Regions from separate parts of the Homo sapiens genome. Here region 1 is linked to region 2. A link is an interaction called in ENCODE POLR2A ChIA-PET data of the cell type or tissue named here. Cell type or tissue: HepG2. All regions are shown on one strand.

Region 1 (5,000 bases), 180 kb after region 2:
CAAATGAATGCATGTAAAACTGGTAAAATCTCAATTTCTTTATATAAGATGATATAAGATTTTATTATGTAAGATGTTACTATTGGGAGAAACTGGGGGAGGGGTGTACAGGATCTGTCTCTACTAATTTTCATGACTTCCTATGAATCTATAATTATTTCAAAATAAAAAGGAAAAAAAAACTGTGCCAAGGGGAAAAAAAAGACTATTAGGTTTAGCCAGGAGCAGTTAATTTTAGAATATTTTCTGTAGAGTGGTGAGGATAAGAGCCAAAAAAACAAGAGATTAAAGAAAGAAATAGATGGAAAATAGTCTCTTCTTCCAACTAAACCCAAATAATCCGCAGTACTTTCTTAACATTATAATCCATACCAACCAAAATGGAAAAGGCTTCTGAAATAAAAGAAAAAAGGAAGGATTCCTTTTTAGGCTGTAGCAAACAAAAACAAACACAGTTTGAGGAGATTTGGGAGGTTTTATACCTTAATGTTTAAACCTGGCTGCCAGAGGAATGTAAATAGAAGACTGTCTTTTTCTATCTTGTTATCCTCCAGGAGAATTAACTTTTCCAACCAGAAATCAACATCCTGAAGGGCCAGGATCAGAGGCCATCAAAGGTTTATTACCAGCCAGATTATTATCAAGGAGCAGAGACAATAATTATTACATTGTTGACAAACAGATACATTTTTGCTTTCTGGTCCCTTCATGTTGTACTCAGGATTAGTATTTTTAGGAAGATTAGAGAATACTTTGCAGAATACCTTAAGTGATAAAAAGTCACTAGGGAGTATATTTGCAGCTCAGCATGTGGGACCAAAGAAGTTCAGCTCATTGCCTGATCTAAAAATAATCATCCTTGATGTAGAATCCTGTTAGGTTCAGAAATGTAACATATAAGCTAAAATATTTCTACCTATCTCAGAAGTCCCAATTATACAAATTTATATCTGCAGATCTCATAGTCTAAAATCTGATGCATCTCTCTCCAGCTCTCTCCATGTACTTTGAATAAAGAATATATATATTCTCTGAATCTCTAGATCTCCTTCTCAAAATCTAATCACAACAAATTAGCTGTTTCTTTTAGCTTCCCATCAAGAATGGCTTGGCACAGTGGCTCATGCCCATAAGCCCAGCACTTTGAGAGGCTGAGACAGGAGGATCAATTGAGGTCAGGAGTTCAAGACCAGCCTGGACAACAGAGCAAGACTCTATCTCTACAAATTTTTTTTTTAAATTAGCCAGGAGTAGTGGTCCTACTTGGGAGGCTGAGGCAGGAGGATCACTTGGGCCTAGGAGTTAAAGGTTACAGTGAGCTATGATCTCCCCACTGCACTCCAGCCCAGGTGACAGGGTGAAACTCTGTCTCTAAAAAAAAAAAATTTTAATAAAAAAAGCTGGGCACGGTGGCTCACGCCTGTAATCCAAGCACTTTGGGAGGCTGAGGCGGGTGGATCACCTGAGGTCAGAAGTTCAAGACCAGCCTGGTCAACATGGTGAAACCCCATCTCTACTAAATATGCAAAAATTAGCCAGGCATGGTGGCGGGCACCTGTAATCTCAGCTACTCGGAAGGCTGAGGTAGGAGAATCTCTTGAACCCAGGAGAGAGAGGTTGCAGTGAGCCAAGATCGCACCATTGCACTCCAGCCTGGGCAACAAGAGCGAAACTTCATCTCAAAAAAAAAAGAGTCTGGGTGCAGTGGCTCACGCCTGTAATCCCAGCACTTTGGGAGGGTGAGGTGGGCGGGTCACCTGAGATCAGGAGTTTGAGACCAGCCTGGCCAACATGGTGAAACCCTGTCTCTAGTAAAAATACAAAAATTAGCCAGGCATGGTGGTACGCACCTGTAATCCCAGCTACTCGGGAGGCTGAGGCAGAAGAATTGCTTGAACCTGGGAGATGGCGGTTTCAGTGAGCCAAGATCTTGCCACTGCACTTCAGCCTGGGTGATGGAGCAAGACTGCATCTCAAAAAAAAAAGAAAAAAAAAAAAAGAATGGTTTGCTTCTAATTTCATAAAAGTTTTTCTTTGCCTTTTGATAACAACTATAATATTTCATGAATAAATGTATTTTTATTACTAACTTGGGGAAAAATCTTGGAAAATCTTGTTCATATAAATTGGGGTTAATGTTTCAGGAAAAAAAATAGAATCTTAAATTTTTCAAACTGGAAAAGACCTTAAAAGATTCTCTATCAAAACCCCATTCCACCCCCACCCCACCAACTACCTTTTTTTTTTAACTATTTGAGGCCAAATAAATTAGCTTCTCAAATTCATGAAAGGCATAAAGTTAGAGATTTTAATGCTGTTCTTAGAAACTACAGCCTAATCTTTGCCCTTTTGCCAAAAGAAGAAGGAGGAGGAGGAGGGGGAAGGAGAAGGAGGGAAGAGGAGGTAAGAGGAAGAAGAGGAAGGAAGAGGAAGAAGAGGAAAAGGAGGAAGAGGAGGAAGAAGAAGAAGAGGAGGAAGAGGAAGAAGGAGAAGGAGAAGAAGAAAGAAGAATGAGGAGGAGGAGGAAGAAGAAAGAAGAAGGAGGAGGAGGAGGAAGAAGAAGAAGAAAGAAGAAGAAGAAGAAGAAGAAGAAACTACTACACTACTGCTACTACTGCCGCTACCACCACATTTTTTCTGTCTGAATTTGAAAAGACATTTAAAAGTCAATTATATTTTTTGGTTCAACTACTTGATACCAAAAGAATTTGGTCATATGTCTTAACAGCACACATATATATATCTTAAAGAGTGTGTGTGTGTGAATCTATATCTACATATAGCACTTTGTGGCCACATTGAAACACTTATCAAACTACATTACAGCTATTTGTGAATTGTCTATTCACCTGACACAATAGTAGCACCTGGAAATTAGAAACCATATGTTTTTTCCTTACCTTGTGCATTTTTCCACTTTTGAAACTATGAACTATTTCAAAATATTCTCAAAAATAGAGAATAAAAAATAAAAACATAGAGAATAATGTAACAAAGACTTATCATCCAGCATTACCAAATCTTAACATTTTGTTACATTTATTGCATTTTTTAAAAATGAAACACTAGAAATACTGTTGAAACCTTCCAAATTCATTTTCTTCCTTCCCTTCTCAGAGATAATCACTACTATCCAGGATTTGGTGTTATGTCATTCCCATGCATGTTTTTACAGTCTTATCACATATGTATGTATCCATATATTAATATATATGCATTTTATTGTTTTGCATATGCTTTAAAACTATTTTAGTAGTGGCATACCCTGAATATTCTTAAATTTGCTAAATTTTCTTAACTTACTCTGAGCTTTAAGGCTTATCCATGTTGGTAATAATCATTCATGTATTCATTCAAACTGCTATATAGCATTCTATAGTATGAACACATCCCTGGTGAATATGTAGGTAGTTTTCATTTTTCACTATTATAAACAATGCTGTAATGAATATTCTTCTAGATATCTCTGTGCACATGTGCAAGGGTTTCTTTGGGATATTGTTGAAGAAGTAGAATTGCTATACATACTGATAAATTGAAAATGAATTACTTGATATTGACAAATTGCATTCTAAAATGGTTGTCTGATTTTTACTCCCACTCATATTTAAGTCCCCATGTGATCTAGTCCATTTTTTAAATTTTGGCTAATCCGATGGGCGAGGATGACATCTTATTCTTTTGACTTAAATTGTCCTGATTATTAGTTATATTGAACATCTATTCATATGTTCATGGACCCTATTGGATTTCCTCTTCTGTCAACTGCCTGTTTTTATTCTTCACCAATTTCTCTCTAAGGTTGATCAGTAGTCTTTCTCTATATACTGTGCATATACTAATTATTTGTTGGTTGTATACATTGCAAATATTTTCTCCCAGTGAGACCTTGTCCTTTTCATTTCCACCAACCAGTAAACTACCTAGAACCTAAAATATAGAAAAGAGTGCAGAAGAAAAAAATTTTTTGAGACGGGTTTTTTGTTTTTTGTTTGTTTTTGTCGCCCAGACTGGAGCCCTGTGGCATGATCACAGCTCACTGCAGCCTCAATCCCCCAGGCTCAAGTGATCCTCCCACCTCAGCCTCTTGGGTAGCTGGGACTACAGGTGCACACCACAACAACACCTGGCTAATTTTTTGAAATTTTTGTAGAGAGGGGTTTCACCATGTTGCCCAGGCTGCTCTTGAATTCCTGAGCTCAAGCAGTCTACCTGCCTCGGCTTCCCAAAGTGTTGGGATTGCAGGTGTGAGCCACCATGCACGGCCAAAAATTTTTAAAGATACAAAGGGAGAGGGAGAAAAAGGGAAAGAGCAATTTCACACATCATTCTCACCAAGGTATAGCCATTTGACGAAGTTTTTATGGTAGACTTGACAGGACTAATCATCAAATTATTTTCATTGAAAACATCTGTTTTGAATTTATTTATTGATTTATTGATGTATTAAATTTTTTACCATCATAACATCAGGGCATTCTGTGTTGCTAGTGGTGGTACTGACGATGATGCTGGCTTTTTATTTTATACATTGTTATTTTGGTCCATCTGAGCAACTATTTTTTAACCAAAAGAAGTTATTTTTTTTTCTTTTGCCCACTTTTTTGGCAAGTCACTATAGTTGAAAAAGCCTCATATCTAAGTTAATAAATGTTATAAGTTAATAAATGTTACCTTATGATCTCTTAAGACTGTTCTATTGCCGTTTTTTCTTTATCCTCATCCCCAACTTCTGTTCAATAGAAGGCACAATTAATTATATAAAAGATACATAGAGTCTGCATTTGCTTTCCTTAGGCATAGGAATTACACTGGCTATTTCCATACAGGCAGTATTCTCCTAGACCTTCTCTATAGATGCCAATTAGAAGATTAGCGTCTTTTCTCTCTCCCTCTTTGCTATTAAATAGTCACACAAAAGCTGAGCTGACAAATTACTCCGTCCATGGTGCTCGACAAAGACAGACAATAGATCATCATCATTTACTATACTTGAATCC
Region 2 (5,000 bases):
CAGATATGTTTCTATTTATTTCTGTCTTTTTCTGTTTCTTTCCTCAGTGTTTTATAGTTTTCCGCGTACAGGTCTTTTACCTCTTTTGTTATACGTATTCCTAAGTATTTTGATGTTTTCGATGCTATTGTTAAATCGGATTATTTTCTTAGTTTCTTTTTCAGATAGTTCACTGTTAGTGTATAGAAACACAACTGATTTTTGTATGTTTTGTTTCCTGCTACTCTACTGACTTTATTAGTTCTAACAGTTTTTTGGTGGAGTCTGTAGGGTTTTTTATATATTAGATTATGTCATCAGTAGACAGAGACAGTTGTAAAAGGAAGAATGGATGCCTTTTCTTTTTTCTGCCTAATTGCTCTGGCTAGGACTTCCAATACTATGTTGAATAGAAGTGGCGAGAGTGAGCATCTTTATCTTGTTCCTAATCTTAAAGTAAAACCTTTCAGCTTTTCGCTGTTGATTATGATGTTATCTATGGGCTTGTTATGTTTCGATACAACTTCATTTGTTGAGTTACAACCTCATTTGTTGAGTTTTTATCATGAAAGGATGTCGTATTTTTCATGCAAAAAAATTTTATATTTTATTATGAAAGGATATTCATACCTTTGAGCTATGTATTCTACTTAAGTGCTTTTTCTTCACCTATTAAGATTTTTATCCTTTGTTCTGTTAATATGATGTATTAGTTTTATTGCTTTCTATATGTTGAACCATCCTTGCATCACAGTGATAAATCCTACTTAATTATGGCATGTGACCTTTTTAATGTGCTGATGAATTTGGTTTGTTAGTATTTTATTGAGGATTTTTGCATCTATATTCATCAAGGATATTGGCCTGTAATTAATTTTTTTTTTCTGGTAATGCCTTTGTCTGACTTTGATGTCAGGGTAGTGCTGGCCTCTTAAAATGAGTTTTGAAGTATTCACTCATCTTCAATATTTTGGAAATGTTTGAGAAAGATTCTTCTTAAATTCTTTATTTGAAATATTTTGTAGAATTCACTGGTGAAGCCATCTGGTTCTGACTTTTAATGATATTTCTCAAAATCTTAAAAATCTTCATACCTATGAGCTATTAATTCTACTTTAATTACCTGCCTTTATCACTCTTCTAATCAGGAAGAAATGTTATTTTTTGAACGTATGCTTTTGGCTATAAATTTCAGAAACTTTTATTTATTTAGCTACTTTTATAAATAATATTGGTCTCTTTATTGAAAGTACATACATGAGAACAAAGACTGCTTTAATAACCACTTAATAAATATTTGTAGAATGAATGAGTGAAATCTCAGTCATTGCCGTTAACTATTTCCCCCTTATTTTAGGAACTTATAATCAAAACTGTATTAAGCTCGGCAAGAGATGAGCCCTCTGGTCCTGCACGGTAGGTCGGATATTCTTAGACTGAGTATAACTATTTTGTGTTTGGAAGTTTAGAAGTTGACTGAATTTTTATAGCAGCCCAGATTGTTTTAGATACATAAAAGCCATTCTGAATTACAATTTTAAGTTACTTGAATAATTAAGTATTCTTACTTTTTTTCATGATTTAAATACTAACCTTTCTTCATAAACAGAATCCTAGTCACCTTTTTCAGTAACTTCACTCTTTATCTCTAAAATGATTTGTTTTAATTTTATTTTATTTAAGTACATTTTGTTTATTGTTCAGTTATATTTGTCAATGTCTTTTATGCAGTACCTTGAAATGCAGTAGCAGGTACCCAATGAATTTTTGTTAAATTGAATTAAAATAAAATATTTTATTATAGAAAGTAATATATCTAAGAAAATAGTATATTTTAATATTTATAAATATTTGATCAAGATTTTTAAAAATAGAATATGTCATAGTTTTAGATTTTTTTCTAAATGTCTTAAGAAATAAAAGCTGACATTTTCTCTGTTTTACAAAACCTTTCCAAAAAAAGATTGAGATTTTAATTAGCAGGTTGCTAGTAGCACACCATGTTTCTTCTCTTCCCCAAAATAACATTAAGTCATATTTTATATTCTTGATGCTAATTCTAATAGTACGTCATTTGCTACAATATTGGTCTGTGCTACTACTCCTCAGATCTACATCTCTGCAAAGCTCCTGTTTTCCAATCATCTACACATTTTTTGACCCAAAGTTCAAAAGTTACAGATCATGGCTTTGACTATTTGGATTCTTATTCTAATTTAAATCTTTTTCCAGCAAATGAAAATAATGTACAGTGAACCATTTGTTTAAATTAAGACATAGCTCCAGTTTTTAAAAATTTAATTGTATATTTTTCTCAATAGCCAAGCTAACTAAAAACAAATATATTTGAGAAAATTGTTCTTTTACGCTAATCCCAATTAAGTTTACAAGGATTTTCGTATAATATTGTTTCATTTAATTCTCATCACGATTTTGAGAGTTTAATAGAATCACCCTCTTCTTCCAGTTTTGCTAGCCAGATACTGATGCTTAGAAAGTTAACAGTAAGTCTCTGATAATGCATAGCTGGTGGGACGGGGGATGTAGGCAAGCTAGCTAACATTTTTAAAGCCCTTTGTATGTGCTTGCTAGGCACTGTTCTAAGTGCCTTATATTTATTATCTCATTGAATTTTGTGATACCTCTATGAGACAGGTATAATTTTCATCCACCTTTTAATAGAAAAGAAAACTAGAACCCAGGGAATTTCAATAATCTGCCCTGTCATCTAGATATGACAGAACCCTGGCAGTTTGTCTTCAGAGGCTTTTTAGATGCACAATTAATAAGTGGCAATACCAAGTTTGACCTTAGTGCTTAAGACTGTAGATCTTTTGCTTTTTTTTACCAAAAAAAAAAAAAAATATATATATATATGTTGCTTCTCAAGTGGAAGAATGTGGAAGCCTAAAACGTAGCTGTCTAGAGGTAGACCTGGAAATCATTAACACAACAGCTTGTGTTATGGAGAATATGGAAAAACCCCAGAAGTTGAATATAAGCATTGTCTCAACTTGTTTTTCTATACCTTTTTAGTATATGTTTTTTTAGAAACATACTCCCAGGCCAGGCGTGGTGGCTCGTGCCTGGAATCCCAGCACTTTGGGAGGCCGAGGAGAGTGGATCACCTGAGGTCAGGAGTTCGAGACCAGCCTGGCCAACATGGTGAAACCACGTCTCTACTAAAAATACAAAAAATTAGCCAGGTGTCGTAGCGTGCCCCTGTAGTCCCAGCTACTCAGGAAGCTGAGGCAGGAGAATTGCTTGAACCGAGGAGGTGGAGGTTGCAGTGAGCCGAGATCGCGCCACTGCACTCCAGCCTGGGCAAGACAGAGTGAGACTCTGTCTCAAAAAAAAAAAAGAAAAAAGAAAAAGAAAAAAGAAACTTAATACCCCCAGTCTGCACAGGAGCAGAGAGTTGAGCTATATGCTGGGAATAATCTAGATTATTTTGACATCTTGTGGAGGGGGGGTGTAGGAAACTCTACATGCAAGAAAAAAATATATATATCCTTTCTTATCTCCTCTTGCTACAATAAAAATTGTTCAGCATTTGTGTTCTAAGTCTCTGCCTTTAGTTAGCTGCATCCACGGAGAGCTTTGCTTCACTTGAGAGTTTATTGTTGCTTTAGGATTATAGATGTTTCCATAGCTAAACCCGAAGCTTGGTTATTTAGTGCTACAAATATTACCTAGGATTTATGGGTGAACAACAATAGGGAAAAAATAAAGTAGTAGAGTTCATCTAGAAGACTTTCAGGTAATTTTCATAGTAAACAGTTTGGTAGCCTTAACACTCTAGACTGAAAGAAGAGACTTAAGACCTTCTGATCTGCTGTGTTAAGGAAGAAGAATCTGCATTGAATTTTTCTGAAGTTTAGCATTCCACTAAAATTAAGAATATCAGTATCGGGACATGGCATATATAACAGGATACTAGAAGAAGGTGACTGTTTTGATACTTAGAACCATTATACATTTTATCAGAAGCTTAAACTTGAACACACTAATAGAATCCTTACTGATTCTAATCATAAAATAACTCTCTTCAAGCTGACACCCAGCTGAAATTATATTGCTACAGAAATGAAGCTTTGCAATACATTGGGGAACAGGATAAAAATTCTACAAGTTCTGTTTCTGTTGGATTTTAAAATAAGTTACATAAATTTTATGTTCTCAATTTGTTTTAAAACAATTTGTAGCTAGGTGTGTTAAATTTAAAAGATAGAAAAATATTTAACATATTCCATCAGCTTCATGTTTTTACTTAAGTTCATTTTGCTGTTATCAGTCAATAAAATTACACTTTCCATTTTGAAAGCAGGTTACATTTTGTTTAGGAAGCTTGATAGCAATGTCAGTCTAACAGACTAACATGGATTTTTAAAAAACATGTTGTGTGGTATCCCAGCCTGTAGTCTTCTTAGTAAATTATAATAGAAAATTAGGCTCAGAAGTTTTGGGATTCTGCTTTCTTCATACTTTCTCTTCTTTGGTTACCAGTTAATGTATAGAGTAACAAATTCATTAATTCATTTAAAATAGTGCATGTTCATTCTGTGTCAGTTGATTGTGGGTCATGTTTGTGGTGGTGGTTTCATTTTATGTAACCGTTGTTGTTTGCCTTTTTTGCAGATGTGTAGCACTTTGTAGTTTAGGTATTTGGATTTGTGAAGAACTAGTCCATGAGTCTCATCATCCTCAAATTAAGGAAGCTCTGAATGTGATTTGTGTTTCCTTAAAGGTAAAGAAAACTGTTTAGTGAAATATATTAAGATAGGAGAGAATGCATATTTTTTTCTCCAAATATTAATGGTATCTTGTGTAACATTTAGTAAATGTTTTCATTACTTTATTATTCTATTATTTTCTTGATCCTGACTCATTCCTTAAAAATTGTTCTGTTTCTTGAATTTAGGGTATCTTTATGGTGACCCATTTTTATCTCAACTTTTTATGTATTTTAGCTTTGTCCCTAAACTATATATGGTAGACATCTAAAAAAGGAAACCCACCAT

What was found. ChIA-PET counts read pairs that join two places held together with the same protein. Peaks named below come from ENCODE experiments on the same cell type or tissue, not always from the same donor. Only the 100,000 strongest peaks of a DNase experiment are listed, where the experiment ranks them.
Region 1: POLR2A ChIA-PET joins it to region 2 with 9 read pairs; 2 of 35 experiments call an interaction of 5 or more read pairs at or near these places.

What each region holds. Positions count from the first base shown.
Region 1 is chr14:35,471,980-35,476,979 of GRCh38, reverse strand. LOC107984681 (a long non-coding RNA gene) reads right to left here and starts at 1,972. Exons shown (of 2, transcript XR_001750713.2): 1 at 1,851-1,972. LOC105370450 (a long non-coding RNA gene) reads left to right here. Exons shown (of 3, transcript XR_943749.3): 3 at 555-1,058. In HepG2, no CTCF peak of the experiment used is centred here; no DNase peak of the experiment used is centred here.
Region 2 is chr14:35,655,533-35,660,532 of GRCh38, reverse strand. It overlaps RALGAPA1 (Ral GTPase activating protein catalytic subunit alpha 1), which reads left to right. Exons shown (of 42, transcript NM_001346249.2): 28 at 1,337-1,395; 29 at 4,618-4,726. Among named protein-coding and RNA genes, the nearest start is that of SNORA101B, 100 kb to the left of the region's middle. In HepG2, no CTCF peak of the experiment used is centred here; a DNase peak (open chromatin) is centred at 2,962.